Linked DNA regions of Mus musculus: region 1 is linked to region 2. Evidence: chromatin contacts called from ENCODE POLR2A ChIA-PET data. All regions are on one chromosome and are shown on one strand. The core of a region is the stretch at or near the end of the contact, and the rest is flanking DNA. Distances in the headings are between cores, read along the strand shown.

Region 1 (2,700 bases), core at 163-2,662, 200 kb after region 2:
GGGAGGGGCAGTTGCCACAAAGGCTGGTGACATCAGTTCAACCCCTGGGACCCCCAGGGTAGAAGGAGAATCAAGTCCCACAAGCTGTCCTCTGACCGCCACGTTTGGGCTGTAGTGCACACATCTACATATACTCAATCAATAAATAAAATGTAATACATTTCTTAAAGTGACCAAGACCATCAAAACACTGGGTTAATCTCATGGTGGTGCCCAGATGGGAAAGATCATCCACTACACTGGTTCTCTGTAAAGTTATTTTTGGTGCTACTTCACAACTGTAATTTTGCTACTCTTATGAATACTAATATAAAATCCGATATGCGACCTCTGAATGAGTCGTTAGACTCAAAGGTTGAGAAAGGCTGCTTGCTCTTCTACATAGTGAATCAACAATCAAACAAAACCAAAAAAAAAAAAAAAAAAAGGAAAAACTAATCCAGGGTGATAGACTTGGAGAGATGGTTCAATGGTTAAGAGCACTTGTTCTTCTTGCCAGAAGACCTGAGTTCTCTCCCCAGCACTCAAGACTGGCGATTTACAACCTCTTGTAACCCTAGCTCATGGAGATCCAATGCCCTCTTCTGGGCTCTGCAAGTACCCACACACGCGGCATACACATAGAAACAAGTAAAAGAAAAAAAATCCTTTCTTAAGAAGGCACTCTATTTGTTTTTTGTTTGTTTGTTTGTTTTTCGAGACAGGGTTTCTCTGTATAGCCCTGGCTGTCCTGGAACTCACTACTTGTAGACCCGGCTGGCCTCGAACTCAGAAATCAGCCTGCCTCTGCCTCCCAAGTGCTGGGATTAAATGCGTGTGCCACCACTGCCCGGCTGAGGGCACTGTATTTGTATCTCTTTAAAATGCCTTCCCGCTTCATTTATTAAAGCTATACGAGGTAGAAATCTTCAAGTACTTAAGACTTTAATTTGTATTCTTGCCCATCTCCTCGAGGAACAACTGTCTTAGAAGTCAAAAATAGCAGACTTTACCGCTCCCAACCTTGGAGCCTGGTGTGCATTGGCGAAGCAGTAATGAATCTCATTAGCTCTGGAGCTAGAGAACCAAACCGGAAGGAAAAACCAGGCGGGAAAGAAGGAAACCTAGCGGCGGGTGGACCAGGAGAGCTTGCCAGGGCAATCGTCTAAGCATGAAACCACGCCCCCCACAAACACCTTCCCCCGCCTCTTCTCTTTTGGCCCCGCCTCCGACCTCCAGGAGGTCCGAGGCCACGCCTAATGGGCGTGGTCTTACTGCCGGAGGTCCGAAATCCCGCCAACAATGACTCCTCCCCTTCTGCCGCGGCGCAACCTGGCCCTTTTATTTAAAGATTACGTTTACGTCAGTCCGCCTTACGTAGCTTTGCGTCATCAGTACAAGGCGGGGAGGCGGGACTTCCTGTCCTGGATGTTAACAGCTTCCGAGAAAAGCCGGAAGAGATCGGACCCTGGACAGAATCCTGAGTTGCCAGCCCCTCCCCTGACCCCTACGGAAAGAGAACTACAAAGACTGTCCTGGCGAAGTCAAAACATTTATCCTGGCTTTGTCAGGTGAGGCTTTCCTTCCCCATCGAGGCACAGTAACCATCCAAACCCCCTTTAATCTCCCATGACTCCTCGCGTCCTCAAGCTCCGCCCCCTCTCCTCTGCCCCGCCCCGAAGTTTGAGGGGTGTGGATGGTTTGTGACCCCCCTACCTCCCGACCCTCGCTTCTTCACCTGACCCTAAACCATCACTGTCCCGGAGAGTCGGGCTTGGGCACTGCGACCGAAACCCGGAAGCTCCTCGGCTCGGGGGTGGGGTGGGGGGTGCTGATGGACTCCACTGCCAAGGGAATAGGACCTTTCAGACGCAGAACCTTCACCCCAGAAAAAAGCACGGTCGGGGACGACTCCCCACAGTGCGGTCAGGATCGTCCACAGGCTGAGGAGAAAGCCGAGGCCTTGGTCAGACAGATGCAGGTCCCCTATCTGGCCCCTGCCCGCGGCAGTTCCTTGTGTCCTCCGCTTCCATCTGTCTTTGCCACAGTTTCCTTTTGTGTACATCACGGTTCCTGACACTAACCTGACCAACAGGGGTTAGTTATGGGAGTGAGACGTAATTGCTATCATTTGTTTATTGAACAGTGTTAATTATTTTTGCTTCGATGATTTCACGTCTTCTTCAAAACAACCTTATGAGGTAGGTAACCATTTTAAACCCCACTTTACTGTTGAGAAAGCTGAGGCTTTGAGAACGTTGCTGGACATTGCATAGCTAGAAGAGGGGCTAGACAGTGACCCAGAATCGCTTCCCTGACTCCAGGGCCAATCTGTGTAAATAAGGCTGTGGAAACGCTTCTGAGAGTGTTGGTGTGTTCTACAAATATTCCTTGAGCAGCTACTGTGACATTGCATTAAGAGCTTCAAACAAAGAGAACTACCCTCGGTTCTTATCTTCCAGGAGTCAATGAAGAAATGGACAGGTTATGAGTGTAATGATGTTTTGTGGGTGCTGTGAGAGTAGTCTGATGATGATAATCACCAGATGGATTTGCCCAGAGACAGCTGTGAACGTAGATTCTCCAAGGAAAAGAGACGGTACTCCGAGGAATATGCAGAGAGCCTCCAATGCTTTCTCAGAAGCCGCAGAGAGGGAAAACCTTCATAGCACAAGACAGATTGAAAGAAGGATAGTGGGAACCGTTGGGAAGTATTTCCAA
Region 2 (2,700 bases), core at 133-2,632:
TCCTGCCCAGTAAGCCTGGGTCTGCTCCCTGAGGAGTTGGTTCCCACGGCGTCGGCTCGCTCTGCCCCACCCCCACCCAAGCCTCTGAGAGGGCGGGGCCGCCCGTGCCCACAGGAGAACGGCAGTGCCAGGCAAGCTAGCCTGGTTCCGTGCCAAGGTCCCCGGGCCCAGTCATCACGAAACCAGCATCACGGCGCCCAAAAGCCTAAACCTAAGGCCCTCCCACTCCCACCTCCACACGCACATCCGCCACCAAGCTATCCAACCCCCGTCCCCCGGGTGTGTAGGTGAAGCCCGCCAGCTTCAAAGAGAGAGATTTCCTCCATCCTCCCACCCACCCCCGCTCCATCGGTGCAGACTCAGAGAGGTGCGAAAGACGAACGCCTGACAAAGGCACTTTGGAGCCGGACACGGTTATGGGGAGAACTGTAGATAACTGAGGACTGGAGGATGGGGTCTAGGGAGCCGGCGGACGTGCCCGCACTCACAATCAGATTGCCCCCGCCCCTTCAATTCAGCCCTAACCCGCCGGGCGCTAGGACCTAGGAAGGAGGGGGCGTGTTGCGAGCCATCAAAGAAGGTTCTTTGCTTGCGTGCCCGCCGGGACTAGGGGATGAGGTCACTGAATGACTGCCCCCCCCCACGTCCCCCAGGTCTTCATTCCCCACTACCCCTTAGTTGACCTAACTTTCTGACCCTGGCTCCTTGCTTCTGGTGCTGATTCCCTCTGGAATCCCCATACCTTAAACCCTGGCTCCAAAACCCTGCAACCTCCTGGACCTGGCCTGGCACTCTAGGTTAGCAGACCGCCCCTCTCCAGAACCCTCTCTCAGGAATGACTGAGGTGTTGGTCTCTTGGGGTGCAGGGTGCCAAGGGACCCAGTACAATCTTAGTCTAGCTCCCCCAGGGCCGGAAACGCCAGTAGCACGGCTCTTACGTAATGCCGGGATCCGAAGTCCCCCCCCCCCCCCAACCCAACACAGACCCTGGAGAGGCCGCGCAAATACCTGTGCTCCTCTCAGCTCAGCGTCTCTGTGTCCGGTGTCCCTCTGGAGCCCTCATCGCTGGCATGGGAACCAGCATCCCTGGGATGAGGGGTTCGGTTCTCCCTACCGGCATCACACACAGAGAGCCCAGTGCTGCAGCTGGAGAGGGAGTGGGGCGACTTGGGGAAGGGGCCCAGGAGTTTGGACCTGGAGAATAGGATCCCCAAGTGTAGGTGATAGGTCGAAAAGGAGGCAAGGGTTCTGAGGTGGGTGCTGGCCCAGGGGCCTAGGAATACCTACCTGCGTTTTGGGGAGCCCCTAGCTTGGGGCGATTCCGCGCAGCCCGGCGCTCCGCGGTTATTGCTTGTCAATCGCTAGCCGCGCTCTTAAAGCGGCAAGGTCTCCTAGGAGCGAAGGGGCGGAGACAGAAAGGAGAGGGCTGGGACACGGAAGGGACGCGGCAACCTACGGTCCACTGTAAAGTAATCTCCCAGGAGCAGGCGGGTGGGCGGGGAAGTGGTGGTTAACAGGCACCGCAAAGCCCACGACCCCCAACTCTGAGCAGGACCAACGTGTGTTACTTGGCGCGTAGGAATTCTTTAAAAGGGCGATGATGTTTAATAAAAGAAAGGGGGGGAAACTGAGCGCGATGGGATCACCCCCCTTAACGGGACCGCTTAGTCCAGCGTACCAGTCCCCTGAACGCTTCGTCTGTCCTTTCCTAACACAGTTTTGGAAAAGCAAGGGGACATCAGGACACTAACTCTGGTAGGGGATAAGCCTGGGGGTGGCGTTATAGTCATACGGCACATGCCTGCTTCTAAGAAAATTTGAAGAAAAACAGAAAATTTAAGAGAGTGGGACTGTGTTTTTTCATGAAAGGGACCAAGATCCTAATTTTAGCCTTGACGCGGGAAGTTGATCCTTGCCTCTGTTTAAGGCACAAGAGCAGAAGAAACAGTCTCTCCCTCCTAAATCCCGTTTCAACAAATAAGTAGTGACGGCGTCCGGCTCCATTGGTGGGTTGAACGTGCAGGAGAGGCCCTAGATTCTATTTCAGGCAGCAAAACGAAGAAAGCAAAGGGTTAAGCCCGCTAGCCCGCCTTGCTCAGCCTCTGGCTCCTCCCAGACCTGCTAGTAAAAGATACTGCACAGCCTCAGACTATTGGTGGCCCCAAGTGGAAAACAGCCTTCATTCAGTCTGTGCAAGCCGGGGCCTTCCCTGACTTGGGTGCCCCCTAACCCCTCCGCTACCCTATGGAATAGGCGCTCGGTGGGGAGCGGGGCGTTTATATCTTCCTCTTATAACTGAGCTTCTAAGATCCTGGAAACTTGCTTGGAAATCTCGAAAATGAATTGACTTGAGGATTCATGTCTAGATGTGGTCCCAGCCGACCCTGTTAGCAAAGGGAAGCAGTTGGGAATTGGTGTAGGGAAAAGCCAGCGATGGGTCAAAATGCTAAAGGCTGTTAAGTAGCCCACGTCTCTTATTCCTTAGAGAAGAGAAAGTTTTGTAGCGACCCCAGATGGTGGTGGTTGGAACTACAGGCTTCTGTCTGAGGAAAAAGGCTTCCAAACTAGATCTTCCTAATTAAACTCAGGACAAGAGGTCTCCTTCCTCGGAGACTCCCTTGGATCTTACCCACTCACCTCTGCTTAGAGAATCTGTTTGCACTTAGTTGGGTGGGGGAGAGAAATCTTGATTCCTCCCAA

What was found. ChIA-PET counts read pairs that join two places held with the same protein, here RNA polymerase II (POLR2A).
Region 1: POLR2A ChIA-PET joins it to region 2 with 10 read pairs in Patski. The contact joins the promoter of Tmub2 here to the promoter of Mpp2 in region 2. POLR2A ChIA-PET finds 5 or more read pairs at or near these places in 3 of 5 experiments (Patski and embryonic stem cell).

Annotation. Positions count from the first base shown.
Region 1 is chr11:102,283,539-102,286,238 of GRCm38, forward strand. It overlaps Tmub2 (transmembrane and ubiquitin-like domain containing 2), which reads left to right and starts at 1,413. Exons shown (of 4, transcript NM_028076.4): 1 at 1,413-1,550; 2 at 2,126-2,180. The coding sequence starts at 2,146.
Region 2 is chr11:102,087,133-102,089,832 of GRCm38, forward strand. Mpp2 (membrane protein, palmitoylated 2 (MAGUK p55 subfamily member 2)) reads right to left here and starts at 1,383. Exons shown (of 13, transcript NM_016695.4): 1 at 1,288-1,383.